Regions from separate parts of the Mus musculus genome. Here all the other regions are linked to region 1. A link is a contact called in ENCODE Hi-C data. All regions are on one chromosome and are shown on one strand. Each heading gives the region's core, a stretch centred on a gene start or an enhancer-like site at or near the end of the contact. The rest is flanking DNA. Distances are from core to core; before and after follow the strand shown. Region 1 holds the start of Gsdma (gasdermin A). Region 2 overlaps Limk2 (LIM motif-containing protein kinase 2). Region 3 holds the start of Selenom (selenoprotein M). Region 4 holds the start of Sfi1 (Sfi1 homolog, spindle assembly associated (yeast)). Region 5 holds the start of Pik3ip1 (phosphoinositide-3-kinase interacting protein 1). Region 6 overlaps Rnf185 (ring finger protein 185). Region 7 holds the start of Limk2 (LIM motif-containing protein kinase 2).

Evidence for each region. Hi-C counts contacts between places; a loop is a spot of excess contacts on that map.
Region 2: a map of T-helper 2 cell shows a loop between it and region 1 (35-fold over the local background). The contact joins the enhancer-like site here to the promoter of Gsdma in region 1. A Hi-C loop is called at or near these places in 2 of 37 maps with a recorded cell type or tissue (T-helper 1 cell and T-helper 2 cell).
Region 3: a loop to region 1 is called in a map of T-helper 2 cell, with 21 times the contacts of the local background. The contact joins the promoter of Selenom here to the promoter of Gsdma in region 1. A Hi-C loop is called at or near these places in 3 of 37 maps with a recorded cell type or tissue (T-helper 17 cell and T-helper 2 cell).
Region 4: a loop to region 1 is called in a map of regulatory T cell, with 575 times the contacts of the local background. The contact joins the promoter of Sfi1 here to the promoter of Gsdma in region 1. A Hi-C loop is called at or near these places in 5 of 37 maps with a recorded cell type or tissue (T-helper 1 cell, T-helper 17 cell, T-helper 2 cell and 1 more).
Region 5: a loop to region 1 is called in a map of T-helper 1 cell, with 25 times the contacts of the local background. The contact joins the promoter of Pik3ip1 here to the promoter of Gsdma in region 1. A Hi-C loop is called at or near these places in 2 of 37 maps with a recorded cell type or tissue (T-helper 1 cell and T-helper 17 cell).
Region 6: a loop to region 1 is called in a map of T-helper 17 cell, with 34 times the contacts of the local background. The contact joins the enhancer-like site here to the promoter of Gsdma in region 1. A Hi-C loop is called at or near these places in 4 of 37 maps with a recorded cell type or tissue (T-helper 1 cell, T-helper 17 cell and regulatory T cell).
Region 7: a map of regulatory T cell shows a loop between it and region 1 (28-fold over the local background). The contact joins the promoter of Limk2 here to the promoter of Gsdma in region 1. A Hi-C loop is called at or near these places in 4 of 37 maps with a recorded cell type or tissue (T-helper 17 cell, T-helper 2 cell and regulatory T cell).

Annotation. Positions count from the first base shown.
Region 1 is chr11:98,663,071-98,665,770 of GRCm38, reverse strand. Gsdma (gasdermin A) reads right to left here and starts at 1,420. Exons shown (of 12, transcript NM_021347.4): 1 at 1,333-1,420.
Region 2 is chr11:3,347,825-3,350,524 of GRCm38, reverse strand. Limk2 (LIM motif-containing protein kinase 2) reads left to right here. Exons shown (of 16, transcript NM_010718.4): 11 at 77-133; 12 at 1,866-1,931. Among named protein-coding and RNA genes, the nearest start is that of Gm12592, 18 kb to the right of the region's middle. Within about 2 kb of position 1,287, at least 2 of the 3 ENCODE cell types and tissues checked have a DNase peak (open chromatin) inside an H3K27ac peak, as active enhancers do.
Region 3 is chr11:3,513,265-3,515,964 of GRCm38, reverse strand. It overlaps Selenom (selenoprotein M), which reads right to left and starts at 1,281. Exons shown (of 5, transcript NM_053267.3): 1 at 892-1,281. The coding sequence starts at 1,020.
Region 4 is chr11:3,192,249-3,194,948 of GRCm38, reverse strand. It overlaps Sfi1 (Sfi1 homolog, spindle assembly associated (yeast)), which reads left to right and starts at 1,346. Exons shown (of 33, transcript NM_030207.3): 1 at 1,346-1,589.
Region 5 is chr11:3,329,313-3,332,012 of GRCm38, reverse strand. Pik3ip1 (phosphoinositide-3-kinase interacting protein 1) reads right to left here and starts at 1,282. Exons shown (of 6, transcript NM_178149.4): 1 at 1,009-1,282; 2 at 1-98. The coding sequence starts at 1,078. Gm12592 (predicted gene 12592) reads left to right here and starts at 823. Exons shown (of 2, transcript NR_165248.1): 1 at 823-1,099.
Region 6 is chr11:3,440,555-3,443,254 of GRCm38, reverse strand. The region is part of intron 1 of Rnf185 (ring finger protein 185); the gene reads left to right. Among named protein-coding and RNA genes, the nearest start is that of 8430429K09Rik, 11 kb to the left of the region's middle. Within about 2 kb of position 1,353, at least 1 of the 3 ENCODE cell types and tissues checked has a DNase peak (open chromatin) inside an H3K27ac peak, as active enhancers do.
Region 7 is chr11:3,407,834-3,410,533 of GRCm38, reverse strand. It overlaps Limk2 (LIM motif-containing protein kinase 2), which reads left to right and starts at 1,296. Exons shown (of 16, transcript NM_010718.4): 1 at 1,296-1,488. The coding sequence starts at 1,473. Gm51879 (a long non-coding RNA gene) reads right to left here. Exons shown (of 2, transcript XR_003949624.1): 1 at 1,133-2,700; 2 at 1-787.

The sequences.
Region 1 (2,700 bases), core at 171-2,670:
GTCTGTCATCAGCAAGGGAAGGGAAGTGTCCTGTCACACTAAGGGACAGTTGAAACTAGGACCTGTGGACACTAGGGAAAGAAGCAACCGCACTGGGCCCAGGAGCCTGGGCAGTCAGAGCTGGGCAGCTTCCCCAGTTGCCCTTTCCTTGGCAAGGCTACACTTGTTTGCACCCTCCATTTCCTTCCCACCCACCTCCTAGCAACACCAGTATAAGTGGGCAAATTTCCTAGTTCCTCTCTCCCAACTACTTCTTTGCCTTTGTTAGTTCTGCTTACGATATATCCCCTTTCCAATAGAAAGAATTCGTATTTGTCCTATAAGACTCAACTGAAGGACTGGAGAGATGGCTCAGCAGTTAAGAGCACAGACTGCTCTTCTGGAGGTCCTGAGTTCAAATCCCAGCAACCACGTGGTGGCTCACAACCATCCATAATGAGATCTGAGCTACAGTGTACTTATAATCAATCAATCAATCAATCAATCAATCAATCAATCTTTGGACTCTGAGCAAGCAGGACTGGAGTAAGAAGGAAAAAAAAAGACTCAACTCATGTCACCTGCTCACCCCTTTACTCCTTTGGGCATTTTGGTGACTCTGCCTGCATTCCCAAGGCATCTTGTATATCCACTTCTGAAACACCTGCTAATTCATCTTGTTACCATCCATCTGTTCACCTGACTGCCTTGCCTACTCAACTGTGACTTTCCTGAGGGCAGGAAATGGGCCTGAGTCACCTCTACAGCATCAGCACCATGTCTGGTAGAAACAAGGATAGAAAGAGTGAGCTTGGTCCTGGGAGACATGCTGGAGGGAGAGGGACCAAGAGGATGTGGGGCCTGCAAGGATCACAAGTTTGACAGTTTAGGACTCTGTCTTTGAAGTCGAGGTATCTCACCTGGGGATCCAGGAGACACACCCAGGTTTTCCTGGTGGGTGGAAGAGATCAGACACATCAGCTAGCCTCCATGGGCCTCACCTTTCTGTAGTACTTGACAGAGGCAGGGAAACAGGAAGGAGCACACAGAGATGTTGGGGCCATCCTGCCATCTACAATATACTTTCCAGCCCTTGTTCCTGGAAGGGTTGGGATGGCCTATGTCCCTCCAGAGACCAACTGAGTGTACCTAGAAGGACCTACCCTTCACCAGAGTGGCACTCAAAGGGCTGCCTCTCTTCTCTCTAAGGCCTACTATGAGTCCTACCCCCAGTAAAATGCAGGGAGATTTATGGCCATGATAAAGGATAAGAAATCCCATGCCCATTTGGCCCCAACCTTCCCCTGGTTCCCCAGAATGTCCCCCTGCCTCCTCAGCCATCATTGATCTTACCAGGGAAGGGTGATGCTGGATCCTGTCTGGCAGCTGGTGTGTGGTGAGGAACCAGAGCTCGTTCTGTCTATAGGGTGAGGGAATGACTGGCTGTCCTTTATCAGGACTGGCTGCTTTATGCCTCCATGGAGGCGGGGATGTAAGCTCCCACAGACCCCGCCTCCCACAATGACCCCACCCCTTTTTGTTCCACTTCCAGGAGAACAGCATCAACCTGTTTGAAGTGCCCCGCCTCAGGTCCTGTGGGGGTGGGTAAAAAGATGCCAGGCAGGTGTCTGTGTTGCTGGGGCTGAGACAGAAAGAAGGGGGACTGAAAGTTTGCTTATAGACTGGGGAGGAAGGGAGGCAGTGGGAATTGGCTGTGTGCGTGTGTGTATGCACTTATGCTTATTTGTGTGTGAGTGTGCATGTGAGTGTGTGTGTGTGTACTCATGCATGCGTGTAATTGTGTGCAGGGGTGATACAGGGTGGATCACTGCCCTGATGTCATCTGGAAGCACCTGCCATTCATCTGAGGCCTTGTGGAAATGATAAGTGATAAGAAATCCTGTATGTTCAGGGACTACAGGCAGCAGAGCAGCTGAAAATCTGCCCTTCAACTTTGTATGCATCAGCCTGCTGATTCTTACCTCTCTCTATGTGTATATGTGCCTTGGCTACACATGCATAACTTGGTACCAGTATGCACAGAAGTCTGAGGAGGCAGGATAGAGTGAGCTCATATGGCCTTCTATAATTTGGAAGCATCTCTAAGTATATGGAATATATGCTCACACACAGGCAGAGGTGGATCTCAGCGGTGAGATGACGGACAGCCCAGGATGTATGCTGTGGGCGTTCAGCTGTCTCCCTGTAGGTCATTCAGGAACTTTCTCTCTCTCTCTCTCTCTCTCTCTCTCTCTCTCTCTCTCTCTCTCTCTCTCTCTCTCTCTCTCTCTCTCATGTTAGTGCACTGCTGCTCTCTTCAGACATACCAGAAGAGGACTACATATTCTATTACTGATGGTTGTGAGCCACCATGTGGTTGCTGGGATTTGAATTCAGGACCTCTGGAGGAGCAGTCAGTGCTCTTAACCTCTGAGCCATCTCTCCAGCCCCCATTATCTTATTAAAGTTGCTCCTTGGAAATCACTTAAAAGAGGATTCTACACACACAGGCAGGTCTCTAAATTACAATTTATGTGATTTACTGCAAGGCCATATGAAGAAGCAGTTTCCTGGAGATTTCCTTAGGGACTGGTAGGAGTGAGGAAAGAGTCTCACACTCTGCAAAAATATCTTTAAAACTTTATTACTTTACTTTCTCAGAATCCTTCCACACTTTGTTCTGCCTCTCTGGTCCCCATCCTTCACCCCTTTTCTTTCCTC
Region 2 (2,700 bases), core at 38-2,537, about 95 Mb after region 1:
ACTGGGAGAGACTGGAATGGAGTCTAGACCAAAAGCTGGGAAGGACTCCTCTTATGGACATTCTCCTATCCTGCAGGACCCGTTCCCCTGGCAACAGAAGGTCAGGTTTGCCAAAGGCATCTCCTCTGGAATGGTGAGTCCTACCAGCAGTCTTGCGCATGTGTAGAGTGAGGTGCAGGGATTGCAGGCTGCTCTGGAAGACAAGAGACCCATCATGGGGGCTGGGACATTCAGCAGCTGCCTACTAAATTTCTTTCAGTACCAAGCTAGTAGTTGGCTAGCTCCTCTCTTTCAGTCAACAGTTCTATTCTCAAAGGACTCCAAATCTCTTTAACACCAAATGGCATGAACAAGGCAAACCATAGCTCAGTGTACCCTGACCTTTCTGTCAAAGAGGTGCTCAGGTGCAGTGGGACCTTACCTACCGAATATGAGGCGGGAAGGGGGGCAGTGTATTCTAGATGAGGTGGGAAGGGGGGCAGTGTATTCTAGATGAGGCGGGAAGGGGGGCAGTGTATTCTAGATGAGGCGGGAAGGGGGACATGTGTTCTAGGTGAGGCTGGAAGGGGGGACATGTGTTCTAGGTGAGGCTGGAAGGGGGACATGTGTTCTAGGTGAGGTGGGAAGGGGGGACATGTGTTCTAGGTGAGGTGGGAAGGGGGACATGTGTTCTAGGTGAGGTGGGAAGGGGGACATGTGTTCTAGGTGAGGCGGGAAGGAGGACATGTATTCTAGGTGAGGCGGGAAGGGGGACATGTGTTCTAGGTGAGGTGGGAAGGGGGGACATGTGTTCTAGGTGAGGCGGGAAGGGGGACATGTGTTCTAGGTGAGGTGGGAAGGGGGACATGTGTTCTAGGTGAGGCGGGAAGGAGGACATGTTTAGGTGAATGCTGAAGAATGAGCCAGTAGTAGACTAAAGTTCCTATTGGGTGCATTGTGGGAATGAGTCTAGCCATCCTCACAACTAGTGAAGCACAGTGCCTGCTGTGTGGAGCAGTCACTTCGCGGAGGGAGGGGCTGCACCCAGGATTGTGCTCATTCCTCCAGGAACCTCTGTTCACAGTGAAGAAGTGAGGTAGAAGAGGAAGGGCTGGGTCCTGGGCTTGCCAGGAGTTTGCCAGAGGTCACCCAGCTCTGTAAAGAGAAAGTGAGCCAGAGCTGTGCAGGCAGCGATGGCCAGCACAGGAGAAGATGGCTCTGCAAAGGGATGGCCCTGTGGGGGCTGGAACAGAAGCAACACACAGGGGTCTCAGGAAAGAGGGTACATGGGGGAGGTATGACAGCCTTTGAGGAGGGGTTGGCAGGCAGCCAGGCTGGGTTACAGCTATAGGAAAAACTCTGTGGGCCTAGGAACAGTGAAGTAGTACAGGGGGCTAGGAAGAGGGCAGTGTCACCTTCCCCATCTACGGGGAAAGGAAAGACTGAGAAAGTAAGCTCCTAAGAGTGACACGGGAATGTCTAGTAAAAATAGTTTAGAAATGGCTGGACAGGAAGAGGGAGGGGCTGAAGTACAGGCAGAGGAGGAGGGTGTGTCAGGGGAGGTGAGTCAGGAGGTCATTGCTTTCCCAAAGGGGCTAAAGCCTGACTCTGGAGGGGCCAGGGGGAGCAGTGTGTTTGAGGGTGCTCACTTTAGATTGCCTCAAGGATGGGAGACTCAGAGGCCAGTAGAGGTGGAGACAGTGGGAAAACCTGGGCAGGAACTGGCAGTTTTCTGTTGGTGTTAGGACACAAGCGTGGCTTGGGGGTGGGGATGGGAAGCTAAACAGGCTTGGCCTAGAAGACAGGAGTAGCTGGGACTGGGGGAGGGGCAGCAGGATGGGCGTGGCCTGGGCCAAGAGGCTCCATGGCTCCTGCTTCTGTTACAGGCCTATTTACACTCCATGTGCATCATCCACCGGGACCTGAACTCACACAACTGTCTCATCAAATTGGTACGTCCCACTGTGCTGGCCTGAGATGCCTGGGGCTATCCCTCTGGCTTCAGACCAAACACACCATCTATAGGATCTATTTTGGGCTTTCTGCTACCTTCAAGTGCCTTTTGCCATCCCCATCTTATGGAAGCTCTCAGATACACACATGCAGGAACAATTTCACCTCCCCAGGAGCAGCCCTTGAGGTGATTATTATTAGAAGGGATTAGCTCTCCTGTCTGGCAGGCAGGAGTCTGGGTGTGGATGGGGGCTGAATTCCTTGTCTGTGAAGAGCTCTTGCCTTGGAACAGGCCCCTAAAACAGTTTGCTGATCCCACTTTACAACGTGGACGGGCTGCAGGGTCTTTAATCCACATAGGTAGCATGGGGCCAGGGTTCCTCAGACAGCCCTTAGTTAGAGTTGTTCCAGCATTGTGTCTCCTGCCAGCTTCCCTCTACAGTAGTCCCTCTTCACACCACTGCCCCATAGCTCCTCCCTTTCCCTTACTGCCTTTGCCTGACCTTTTCTCTTAACCTATTCTGGCAACTACAAGTCCTTGTTAGGAACAAGACAAAGGGCTGAAGATAGACAAGAAATCCTAAGTCACCTGAAGTGCACTCTGCAGGTCACTTCCCTGAGGCTCCTCCCCCTTTAGTTTGGAATCTGTGGGCAGATACCAGACTGAAAGAAAAAACCAACAAAGGCCCAGCCACTGCCTCCCAGGAGAACTTTCTGGTGTGACTCTCCTCTCCTCTTCACTCCCCTTGAAGGTGGCCTCTCTTGCCT
Region 3 (2,700 bases), core at 32-2,531, about 95 Mb after region 1:
GGTAGAATTCTAACCCTGGCCTTTGGCCCTTGAGACGAAAGTCAGACTAGAAGGGAACAGCTCAGAACTACCCTAAGGGCCCTGTTAGAGGCACCTGCCATCTGGTCCCTACCCCACCCCATGCAGAGGCAGCCCTGCCAGCCACCTGTGGTTCAGCTTCAGGAACCATCTGGCTGATCTTCCCTAACTTGGGAGTATGGATGGTCCTTCTCTATTCCTGATGGGAGGCCGCAGCCCAACAGGAAGTCCAGACCTCCCTATTTCAGGCCTCCCTTACACTTCCTTTTGTTAATTTTTTTTTAAATTAAAAATAAACCAGCTAAGGCCCATGAAGAGTCTGCAAACATAGGAATCACTTAGGAAGACTCCAGGGGAGTCCTTTGGCCGGCAGGTGGTGGTGGTCCAGGGTGGCTGTGGACTGTTGGTATCTCATTTCCCTATCCTCTCCTCCAGCTCCAGCAGAGTACAGTGAGGGGAGGAGCTTAGGTCTTTTCTCCCCACCAGAAGAAAAGAGATTCTGGAATGCCAGGCACTAAGTCTGGGTGGGGGGAGAAATAATGGGGAAAGGTGAGGTTATCCTTAGAGAAGGTGGGTTCTAAGGGGCCAGTTTTCAAAAAATTATAGCCAGAGACCCACGGTAGGGCCAAGCCTGGAGCAGAGGCAAGGGTTCAGAGTGCCAGGCCACAAGGACGAGACTTCTTACTTCCACAGTAGATGCTGTTCATCATGCGGCTGGGAAATAAAAGGAATGATTCCCGGGCCGTGCAGGAGGGAAAGGGGGGGGGGGTGTTTCGGGAATTCTGGTATTCCTGAGGCCGGACTATATTCTTGGGATAAGGGGCAGCAAGGTTGTGGAACTGTCGTACTAAGGTTGGGAAAAGGCGCACTCACCTCCACCCGCCCCCTGGCCAGGCCTCGAAGACGGTTCCAATCCGGTCGGTAGTTGGTGGTGGAGGTGGCTGGAGCCACAAGGGCTGCAAGAAGCAGCAGCAGCGACGGCGGCGACAGTAGGATGCTCATCTGTGCCTGGCAGGAGACGTTCCGCAGGCTGCACCCAAACTCGGCCGCTGCGCCACGTCTGGCCCGCAAGCTGGCCCCGCCCAAGCCAAAAGCTCCGCCCAGCCATAAACCACGCCCCCAGAGCTAGAAACAGCCCCACTGACATCCCACCCAAATCGGGTGGTTGCCTCCCACTAACCCCCATCCCTGTCTCAGCTACTCTCTGGTCCTCCAGACTTCATGTTCCCAGTTCTCACAATCTCCATATTGCATTTGCCCACTAAGTGTGAAACGCTCCCGCAGGATGCCAGGAGACAGCACTACTTCGCGTCACCAGAGGGCGCAGGAGGTTCGCAGATGGACACAAGGATTTCTGGGTCAGAGAGTTAAGATAAGGAAGCAGGAACCTAGGAGATCTCCTTTATACGCTTTTGATGTCTTTGAACGAAATTCCGATCAAAGCTTCAATTCCCCAAAGCACACGTTGTAAGCGAGGACCATTACCTACGCCCCGCTCAAGAAAGCTCAGAGGGTAAAAGCGCTTGTTATGACAGCCTGACTCCTGAGTTTTATCCCTGAAACCTAAAAAAAAGTGAAAGAAAAACAGCAATTCCCACAAGTTGTGCTCTGTCCTCCACAGGCGTCCCCAACCGCTCACCATGGCATGTCCGTGCCTGTACAGGCACACGCGGTGCACACACACATATAATAATAATAATAAATATAAATTCTTACAAAGGAATACTACCTATCCTTTTTTACCTAGAAAAGGCTGGGAGGGTTAATATACACAATGCATCTCATTAGAACAGTATCTGGTCAGAGATGGTACACACCAATCTCCTACTGTCCTTGAACTCAAAGCAATACTCTTCACTCAACCTCCTGAGGGCAGGGTGATTAGGACAGACTCTGGCTGTGTTACCTTCCATTATTAGCTCTTCCCCTTCCTCATCACAACGGCCCCCTCCAGCAATGAACTCCGTTTTGCAGATTAGGAACTGTTTCAGAAATGTAAAATAGGCCAATTCATAGATCTGGATTTGAGCCCCAAACACCTCTGTGGATCATCTCCCTGGACCAAGGAGGAAACAGGTGGCACTCCATGTCCTCATGCCTTCAGCAGACACAGCAAGTACAATCAGTTTTTTGTCACCCTGGATTTAACCAGTCTCAAGTTGGAAATATTAGGAAGTAAAAACTGCCTCTGTACTGAACATGTACAGACTCTTTTCTTGTTGTTATTCCAACCAATAGAGCATTACAACTATTTATAGCATCTGTATTGTATTAGGTGTTATAAATTATCTAGAAATGATAGAAAGTACAAGATCAGGCCACACGGGCTTTAGGAAAATACTAAGCCATTTTATCTATGGATTTGAGCATCCTCATATTTCGAGTTTTGGTATGGAAGTGTGCCCTGGAACCAATCCCTGGCAGACAGCAAGAACACGCTGTGCCCTTTCCCACAGGATTCAGAGAACCTTGTCAACACTGAGCCAACGCTGCTTGTGATCCAAGGTATTTTTACCTTTCTGGGCTTATTCCACCACTTTTAAAATGCGCATTAAAAATGGGGCGGGGAGAACCATCAGCAGATAGTTCCATGACTATAGGCACTTGCTGCCAAGTCTGATGCCCTAAGTTCAAGTCCCAGAACCCATGACAAAAGGAAAGAAGAGACTCCCACAGATTGTC
Region 4 (2,700 bases), core at 97-2,596, about 95 Mb after region 1:
CTCTTTTGAGATAAAATCTTGTTTTATAGCATTGGCTAGCCTGGGATTCTCTTTGTAGAGGAGGTTAGCCTGAAACTCATATTCACCTGTTTCTGTCTCTCTAGAATTGGTATTAAAGGTATGTGACTCCATACCTGAGTCCAATGATCTTTGTGGTTTTTTTTGTTTGCTTGTTTGTTTTGCCTTTGGAGACAGGGTTTCTCTGCCTAGCCCTGGCTATCTTGGAACTCACTCTGAGGAGCAGGCTGGCTTTAAATTCAACAGAGATTCATATGCCTCTGCAACCATTCCTTCCCCCCTCGCCTGGCCCCCACACCTTTCTTTTTTGAGACAGTCTTTCCAAATTTCTGACAGTGATCTTAAAATTAGTGATTCCCTGCCTCAACCTCCTAAGTAGCTAGGGAGTGCAGGCACGAACCATTAAGCCAGGTTTCTTTTTCTTTCTTTCTTTCTTTCTTTCTTTCTTTCTTTCTTTCTTTCTTTCTTTCCTTTTTTTTAGGGTTCTCTGTATAGCCCTGGTTGTCCTGGAACTCACTCTGTAGACCAGGCTGGCCTCGAACTCAGAAATCCACCTTCCTCTGCCTCCCAAGTGCTGGGATTATAGGCGTGAGTCACCACTGTCGGGCCAGATTTATTTTCCCATTATCTTTATTTTTTGTGTGCATGGATGGTCATGGCTTGTGGCTAGAGGTCAAAGGATGGCTTCTAAGAGCGAGTTCTCTTTTGCCATAGGAATACTGGAGATTGAGCTCAGGTCCTAGGACTCAGGAGCCATCTTGTCATTTCAGCAGACTGGATTTAAACACTTTTCTTGTCCATTCTGAGTCTCATTCTAGCTCAGGCGGTACTGGAATTCACTCATTAGGCCAGGTTTTCTTTAACTGCAGGGATCCCCCTGCCTCAGCCTCCCACAAATGACTGTTACCAATAATTGCTTTTAAATCTTTGGATTACAAAATTACCATTTGTAAAAGGGCAAAACCCATATTTCTTGGGTTTAATCTTTTTAAAAATTTTGAGTATGAATGTTTTGCTTGCATATAGGTCAAACGGGAGCGCGACTTGGGAGTCACGGCTGTTTTAAGAGCCACCGTGTGGGTATTGGGAGTCTGGATGAATGAAAAGTGCATTTAACTGGTGAGTCATATCTCCTGCCCCTTGGTTTTCGTCTTCAGACACCCACCCACTAGTTTTCACTGTTCTTAGTATGAAACTTCATACTTTGTTCTGAAAGTTCTCTTTAAAGATTCGGCTGTTTGATGCGGAGATTACCGACGTGAGCCACCACGCAATGAAAAGAGACACTTTTCCGTCTCACACCGGTCCCATGCAGGAGTTGTAACTAGTGACCCGCTTCTCAGAAGCGCAGAAACTTCAGGGCAAGAAAACCGTAGGAAGCCGAGCTTAGAGAGAAGTCTCTGTTTCCTGGAAGACAGAGCGCACTAAGCTGGACAGAGCAGCTTCCGGCGCGGGTCGCGTTGCCGTGGAGACGGGGGAGGAGCCGCCGTCGGCGCAGGGCCGGAAACTCTGGGCTGGGGCCCTTTGCTACCACCTCTGTCTAGCGTCTGCTGAGGAGTCACCTCCCTCAGGTACGAGGCCCGGCCTAGCGCCTCCAGCTTTTGACTGGCTCGCCCTTGCGTTTTGAAGTTGGCGGAGCGCGCGTTCCTAGGAACTTTGTCCTGGAACGGCTTGGTCGGGGCTTCTGCTTTCTTCTGTAGAAGTGCAGGAGATGCTGCCTACCCACAAGGCTCTGGTCCATGCGTGGAAGTGCGAGCAGGGCGTGCGTAAGGTCGCTCGCAGTCACGGCTGCACTCGCGCTGTTTCTGCAGGGTCTATGCATCCTTCTCCCCCTGGTGGAGAGCTCCGCTGAGTGATTCTCCAGCTCGTGCTTCGCTTACTAGTCTGCGCAGATCCACGTTCGATTCAGGGGTGTGGCGGGGCGTAGGGCTCGTTGGTACACTGAGCTCAAGTGACCAAGCAAGGAGCTGAGCTCACGTTGCGTTTGTACCATGGAACCTCTTCTGGTTTAGTTCCTGAAGGTGTATCGAGGTTTGAATGAGAGTGGCACCTTTGCCACCTGTTAGCTGATGGTCTTGAGCATCAGCCTGGAAAATGACAATAAGCACCAGCTGAGGTGCCTGTTCTTAGAGTGGGTCGTTCATGAAAAGTGCTTCGGAAAAACATGTGCAACCCGTGCTGTAAATGCTGTCTTAATTGTAGTCCCTGAGCTTTAGATTGCCTGGTAATTATCAAGTAATTTGAAGTTATCATGGTTTAAAATTTAATATTAAATATTTTTAAAAAGAAAGATGATTTATTAAAGGAGCCAGAGAGATGGCTCAGCGCTTAAGAAACCCTTACTCCTTTTTGAGACAATACCAGTTGGAATCCCAGCGTTCACCACTGGTGGCTCACAACACACCTGAAATGCCAGCTCATAGGTAGACTGATTGTCTGGTGTCCTGAAGGCTTTGGGCTCCATTTCTGGCGTCTCTATAACACAAGCTAGCTCACACTGGCCTCAGAACCCAGGCTAACCTCCAATTCATGATTATTTAAAAACATTAAAAAAAAAAAGATTTATGTGTGTGGCTGTTTTGCGTGCATGGGTGTCTGGGTACCTTGTGCTTGCCTGTTGCCCTCAGAAGCCCAAATGGAGAGGTCAGACGAGGGCATTGGAACCCCAGAACTGGAGTTCCA
Region 5 (2,700 bases), core at 33-2,532, about 95 Mb after region 1:
GCGGCTGCCTTGCGCGGCCAACCAGTTGAGGCAGCGGAGACCCGGCGCGGGCGAGGGCTGGTCCTCCCGGTACAGGTGGCCGTTGTCCCAGAAGCAGCCTATGAGGAAGAGGAACCCGCCCGAGACTCTTAGTGCGTTTCTCTGGCCCCGCGGGAGAAAGCCCTGTGTACCTCAGAGTGTCACGCCCCTGGCGGCGTTTGGTCCACACACAACACTCGATTTAGCTTTCTTCTTCCTTCCCTTCCCTTCCCTTCCCTTCCCTTCCTTCCTTCCTTCCTTCCTTCCTTCCTTCCTTCCTTCCTTCCTTCCTTCCTTCCTTCCTTTTAAAAAAGCTTAAGATCGCTGCACAACTGCAAAGGGTTGTTATTCTTGGACTTGGGACCACTTTGAAGGTACAAGAAGGTCTTTCTCCCTAAGGTCTTTCTGTGGAGATGGTGAGTTTGGTTCTGGGCAGTCAGACATGGAAGTCATCCCAGTGTTGAGAAGTCAATGTTATATAAACTGGTGTTCCCTTCTCTACGAATACAGCCACTTTCTGCTAGTTTAACAGACACCGCCAGCTCCCAAGAGAATTCCACAAAAGCCTTTGATTCAGGGAAGCAAAAGATCCAATAGAGACCCCAGCTGAGGGTCTCTGCCTCATCTCTTAAGCTCCCACTCCCCTCAGCAGAGAGCCACGGGAGGAGGCTGGAGAGGGGAGGTTCGTGCGCCTGCCACACAAAGCAAACGGACTTTAAAAGGGTAAGACTCTGGGGAGTAGAAGAGACGAATTCCACTCCATCCACTCGTGTGAAAGGAAAGGGAAAGAGAAAGTGACTACTTGTCTTTGTTCTTAATGGCAAAGATGGAGCTGCAAGCCTCTGGCAAGGAAGGAGAGAGGAGAGAAGAATGCTTTCGTAGGATAACGAGAAAAGCAGCCAAAACCTTCCTTCCCTGTCGGCCTGACCACGTTTGGGGAATCTGTTTCATTTAAGTTGCTGCAGAAAGGGGGAGAAAACGTAATCTCACCTCCAGATCCATAGGCTTCTGCCAGAAGCATGTTGCTGAGAAGAAATGTGTGTACCCAAGCCAACAGCATCCTCGTCTCTTCGGCTCGCAGGTGACTCAACAGCCAGTGTCCAAATGGGGGGGGGGGGTCCTCCTTGGCAGCAGTTTTGTCTCCTTGCAGTCAGACTGGCCGGCCCCTGTTATGCTCTTCTGGTAAACAGCCTCTCTTTAGAACTGGGAGCTTCCCAGCTAGCTTGCTGCAGCCGAGGTGTTTTTCAGCTGAAAGGCGCCCCCTGGGTCCTAAGCCTCCTAGACCTTACCAGATCACTAACCCTGAGCCAAGAGAGGAACTCAGCCAAGCCGAGAGTGGCAGAGAGGTTTTGCTTAGCAGCAGCTCCGCGTGAGACCTGCACAACTGCATGCCCAGGGCTTTTCTTCCTTTTCCACCAGTGTGAGTACAGAGTCACTGTGTCAGAAGGCATCGTGGAGTGGGGTGGATTAGGAGCCCCAAAAGCACTACACAGTTGTAAGAGCGGATGCTGATTGCAGAAGCAGGAAGAATTTAAGACCACATAGACAGCACAACTAAGAATTATCTGTCTGGAAGCAATATATTTAAATTGTACTTTGCTAGGGCCAGTTCAGTCACATTCCTTTACTAACATTTGAGGTTTGGGTTATCCATATATAGTAGGAACACAGAAAGGGTATCATTAGCTGAAAATACATGTTACACAAACATTGAATTCCTTTAGCTATATTGTAAAGTCCACCCTTTTTACCAGCCCAGAAGTAAAATGTCTTCCTTCCAACTCCCCTCAAGCAGTATATAGGAAATCTAGTTGCAATAATTTGTGTCTACAGTTAAACCACATCCACATAACTTAGGGCTTTTGGAGTTTCTATTTGGCTGGCAGTTGAAGTTCCCAAGCAGCCTCAGTAAACTGAGAGAACAGGGTGGTTTGCCAAGACTACCTTGTGACTGGGGCAAATCCAAGAATAGAAACTCTGTTTTGATCTTGCCACAATGTAGGGAGGAAAAAAATAACACTATGAAGTAAGTTTTATAGACTTTATCATAGTGGAAAGCTAATGTGATTCTAACTATGAGAAGTGATTGAACCCTGATGTGTCTTTTAAGAAGAAAAGGGTTATTTTTATTTGTGGGTTTATCTGTGTCTGTACTCAGGCCATAGGAAAACTTCAGGGCCTCAAGAACTGGGGTTATAGGCAGTTGTCGACCATGGGAGGTAGCTGAAGTAGGCAGTGGAACTCGGGTCAGCTCTTCTTGAAGAGCAGCAAGTACTCCTAGTCTCTGAACCATGTCCCCAAACCACCTGACATGCCTTTTAAAACCATTGTCCGGACTGGGGAGGTGGCTCATTAGTTACGAGCACTTGTTGCTCTTGCGGAGCACTTAGTTCAGTTCCCAGCACTTAGCATAAGGCCATCTGTGTCCAGATCCAGAATATGGACTCCCTCCTCTGATACTCAGTCATGCACATACACATATGCTGGCAAAACACACATATAAACACCGCCCCCCAAAGAGTGCGTGTGTGTGCGTGTGGGGGTGGGGTTGGGGAGGGGTGGGGGGGTGTGCATGTGGTGTGTATATATGTGTGTGGTATGTGTGTGTGTAGGGTCAGATCACATGGTGTGTGCCCATGTGTGTAAATAAGGAAGTCAGAACAGGATGCCCAGTGTCTTACT
Region 6 (2,700 bases), core at 104-2,603, about 95 Mb after region 1:
CTGTTATGCACATGACCTGGGATGTGAAGCTTTGCCACTGACTGGCTCTGTGACCAATCATGGCATGAGCGAGTGACGTAACTACTCAGCCTAATTTAACATCCCAGGGTATGCTAACAGTGTTGTAGTAATTTTTACCTCAAGGCAAGCAGGGAATATTAAATGAAATAATTCATACAGAAAAGATTAGCAGGGTGTTAGAAGATGTTATGGTAAGAAATGCAAATGCCCTTGACTTCAGCACTTTAGGTAGAAATCTTAATTCTCTGGGTCAAGCTTTGTTCCATACTACATTTCCTACCAGTGCATAGTTACCCAGGCTGCCTTCAAGGAAGAATGCTCATTCAGAAAGGGACGTAATGACTCATTTGCAGTGTAACCACGTGCTGATTTCGTTGCTCTCTGGGGGAATATAAGGAGTACTGTTCCTGAATACTTACCTGGATGGAGCCTCGGTACTGTTTTCTGTCAGATTGTGACAGCTATTGTGTATAGAGATAATGACCCATTCTACAGACAAGCATGGAGAGGAGATAACTTGGGCAAAATTACACAATAAGTGAGAACTGAAATTCACACTTAGAGTATCAGATATCTCTGTGCCATGCTTTTGGTAAAATTATATTTATGGGCTAGAGAGATGGCTCAGTGGTTAAGAGCACTACTGCTCTTCCAGAGGTCCTGAGTTCAATTCCCAGCAACCACATGGTAGCTCGCAGCTATCTGTAATGGGATCCAGTGCCCTTTTCTGGTGTGTCTGAAGAGATCAACTGTGTGCTCACATACATAATATAAATAAGTCTTTAAATAAATCTCTAAAAATTGTATTTATTTATTTACTTACTTTACAATACAGGGTATTGAACACCTCTCTACCATTGAGCTATTCTCCAGCCATTTTTTTTCTTTCAATTAAAAAAAATACTTTGGGGCCTGGAGAGATGGCTCTGCAGTTAAGAGCACTTGATCTTGCAGAGAACCTGGGCTTGATTCCCAGAAGTCACATGGTGGCTTACAGCCATCTGTAACTCTAGTCCTAGAGAATCTGACACACTCTTTTGATCTCCTTGGGCACCAGATGCACATACAGTACAAGGACATATGTGCAGGCAAAACACTCATATAATTAATCTAAAAAAATATATGTATGGGTGTTGTCTTAGTTAGGGTTTCTGTGAGAAATACCATGTCAAAAGCAACTTGGGGAGGGAGGGTTTTATTTTAGTTTGTAACTCTGAGGTCACCCCCCATCACTGAGGGAAATCAGGGCAAGAACTCAAGCAGGGCAGGAGCCATGGAGAAGTGCTGCTCTGACTTGTTCAGCCTGCTTTCTTATACTATCCAGGACCACTTGCCCAGAGTTGGCACTGCCCCCAGCAGGCTAGGCCATCAAACATCAGTCATTAATCAAGGAATGTCCCACAGACTTGCCATAGGCCAGTGTGATGGATTGTATATGCTTAGCCCAGGGAGTGGCACTGTTAGTAGGTTTGTCATGGTGGATCTGGGCTTTAAGACCCTCATCCTGGCTGCCTGGAAGCCAGTCTTCTAGCAGCCATCAGATGAAGATGTAGAACTCTCAGCTTCTCCTGCACCATGCCTACCTGGATGCTGCCATGTTCCCACCTTGATGATACTAGACTGAACCTCTGAACCTCAGCCTCAATTAAATGCTGTACTTATAAGAGGTTCCCTCTTAAATGACTCTAACTTGTGTCAAGTTGACAAAACTCCAGCCAGTAATAGAAATTTTGTGCATGCAGAGGTAGGTGTGTGTGTGTGTGTGTGTGTGTGTAAGTGTAAAGTGCTAAAATTTTACCCAATGTAGCTCATGCCTTTAATCTTAGACAGGCAGATCTCTATGAGAGACTAGATTTAGTCTGGTCCATTTAGTTAGTTCCAGGCCAGCCAGGGCTACATAGACCTGTCTTAAAAAACAAACAACAGGGGGCTGGAGAGATGGCTCAGCTGTTAAGAGCACTGACTGTTCTTCCAGAGGTCCTGAGTTCAAATCCCAGCAACCACATGGTGGCTCACAACCATCCATAATGAGATCTGACTCCCTATTCTGGAGTATCTGAAGACAGCTACAGTGTACTTACATATAATAAATAAATAAATATTAAAACAACAACAACAAAATCTCTAAAATTTCCACCACAATTTCATGTGAATGATTCTTAGTCTGCTTGCTTCCTTTTTGTCCTTTGTTGAAATATGAAGATATAGAACTTGGGGGCTGGAGAGATGGCTCAGTGGTTAAGAGCTTTGACTGTTTCTCCAGAAGTCCTGAGTTCAAATCCCAGCAACCACATGGTGGCTCACAACCGTCTGTAATGAGATTTGACACTCTCTTCTAGTGTGTCTGAAGACAGCTACAGTGTACTTACATATAATAAATAAATCTTTAAAAAAAAAAGAAGATATAGAACTTTGAACAAATTCCCTTATTTTTCTGAATATTAGTAAGTGAGCTGTTGAGATGGGTCAGTGGGTAAAAGTGCCTACTGCCAAGCTTATGACCTGGATCCAATCCCCAGGGTCCCTATGATGGAGGAGGAAAATACCAACCTCCACAAGTCACTTGTGGCAGGTGTACCCACACACTCACATACATCTTAAGTAAATAAATATAACCAAAAATTCAAATATAGTATTTACTGTGGACAAAGTGGAAAGTACAAGTGAGTGGGGTGGGGG
Region 7 (2,700 bases), core at 47-2,546, about 95 Mb after region 1:
CCCCTCCCTAGCACTTGTGCACCCTAGGTCATATGAAGGCGCCACGGAAGAAACATCTAACTAGCAGCCACTTTTGTTAACAAAAGGCCATGCAGGAAGACAGAGAATTGTGCTGTTTTGTTTACCTAAGTAGTAGAGCCAGAGGCAGCTGATGGGAGAGTTGGAGGCAGGATTGGTTTCCTTGGGCTCCATTCCTACCCATTTCCTGATCCTCTGGACTCTTTTCCCATGTACATAAATCTGATGGAGGGAAGTAACAATTGTCTAAAACCGAGTGTCATAGTTAGGGTTCTAATGCTGGGAAGAGACACTATGACCACAGCAACTCTTACAAAGGACAACATTTATTTGGGGCTGGCTTACAGGTTCAGAAGTTTAGTTCACTATCATCCCGGCCAGAAGCATGGCAGAATACAGGTAGACATGGCGATGGAGAAGGAGCTGAGAGTGCTGCGTCTTTTTTTTTTTTTTTTTTTTTTTTTAGACGGTTTCTCTGTATAGCCCCGGCTGTCCTGGAACTCACTCTGTAGTCCAGGCTGGCCTCGAACTCAGAAATCCACCTCCCTCTGCCTCCCAAGTGCTGGGATTAAAGGCGTGTGCCACCACTGTCCGGTTCTTTCTTGATTTTAGTCACAGAATAAGATAACTATGTTAGAACATCTAGATTTTGGTTTTTTTTTTTAAATAAACAATCTAGAGATGATTTAAAACAAGAATATCTCAGCACTCAAGAAGCTGAGGCAAGAGGCTGGCAAGTTCAATATCAGTCTGGCTGCATTTCAAGACCCTGTGGCAAAACAAAAGAAAAAATAAAGCATATGAAGATTGTGCGTGGATTATAGACAAAGTTTACGCCATTTTCTATGAGACTTGACCAACCAGGGACTTTATATAAGGAGTGGGAGTCCTGGACCCAAAATTCCAGGAACCCAGGTATTTGGCCTCCATAATCTGCTCTAGGGAGCCTCATTTCCATATTGCCTTTGACACGCAAAAGTGGTTTCTCTTAGCTTCTTCGTGTTCACATTGCTGATTACAAACTGGGAGTCAAAAGACCTGTGATACCTACCCACGCTCTGCACCTGAAGAGCAGAGCCATTTTCAAGTAGTGTAGAAGGGCAACTGGACTAACCTGAGCGCCGAGGGTCCCCTGTGTTGCGACCTCCAGCCTAAACTGAATCACCCTGGTCAATCCGAACGCCTCTAGAGGTCGCCAGTCGCCAGCAGGCGCCAGAGATGCGGCAGAGTTCGCGCGGGAGGCGGGACGGGGCAGGGCGGGTCGTTAACCTAAGTGGGAGGGGCTCCGGGGCGGGTCCCCGTGCCAGGTGCGGTTTGGTCCTCCCAGGGCGCCGTAGGCGGTGCATCCTTCCGGCTGCAGGGGCAGAGACAGCCTCTTCTCTAGACCGCAGGCGGGCGCGGACCTGAGGCGCTGCTGCCGGGTGGTCCTTCCTGTGTTGTCCGCGCCCTGGACCATGGCGGCGCTGGCGGGTAAGAAGGGCCCATTCCGTCCAGCCCGCCGCTCGCGGGTTTCTGGCTGTCTGGTTTTTCTTGGGTCCGGAATCCTCAGCGAGAGCCTGGCAGGGTGGGGAGGATCGAACACAATGGTTCCCTCGGGACTTGAAGGTCTTGGGACTCTGGAAGTCCGAGCGCAGTCGTTCTAAGACTGAGGGCTCCTTGCGGCCGGCGCGTGGGGCGAATTCCCGCGAGGTGGATCCTCGGATCTGCAGACCGGGCAAGTCTCCTGGCTAAGGAAGCCGAGGCACCTGAGATTCTGAAATATGGGAAGTACAGGGTCTTCCAGAGTTCAGGACTTGAGATTCCGAGTTATCCTGGGTTCTAGGTTTTCTGTAGACCCAAAGTTCTCGAAGGTGTCTTTGGACTCTGGGATTGGGAGGAGTGGTTCCTAGAGATAGAGTATGAGTGTGGAGTTTATGATGTGGATAGGAAGACATCCGACCGTTCTTCCTGAGGCTCAAAGACCTCTGCCTCCTGTGGAGAACAGCTTCAAGTCTTCCTAGAGACTAGTTGAGTCCTCGCGTAGTCTCTGATGCCAGCAGATTAATAGCTCCGCACCTTGAGGGGAAGAGTTGAGTGAAGGAAATTTCAGAATTGGCTTAGCTGGGCCTGTAAATCCCTTCACGAATCATCTTGCAGCTTCCTGCCCCGCGGCATCATGAACTTTCTGCCGCCTTATTCCCAGCCACCGGTGTGAGTGGCTCAGTTTCTGGGTCTACCAGGGTCGACTTCCAAAAGTTTTCTAGAAAGGCCAAGGGAGAATTTTAGGGGTGGGGGAGGGACTGAATATGTGCCTCCACTTCCTGGCTTTGGGCCGGTGGACAGTCACTTCCTCCATCCTGAATTCAAGGACCGGGCCGCCAGTGGGTCACTTCCTCACTACGGGAACATGGAATTTCAGACCTTATTGGTGATAATATGCTCTGGAGAAGGAAAGCATGGAGCGGAAATTCGTCTGTCTCTTCCCTTAATTTTTTTTCCTGGCTGGTAGTGGTGATTGCACACCTGTAATCCCAGACTAGACAGAGCCAGGAGAATTGCTTGGTCTGTGTGTGGCGTACTAACTAGGTCAACCTGGACGACAGAATACGATCCTGTCTCTAAATAAATAATTTTTTTAAAATTGAGTTGGATGGGATGTGGTTCACTTGGTAGAAGGCTTGCACAAAGCAAGGGGTTTCATCC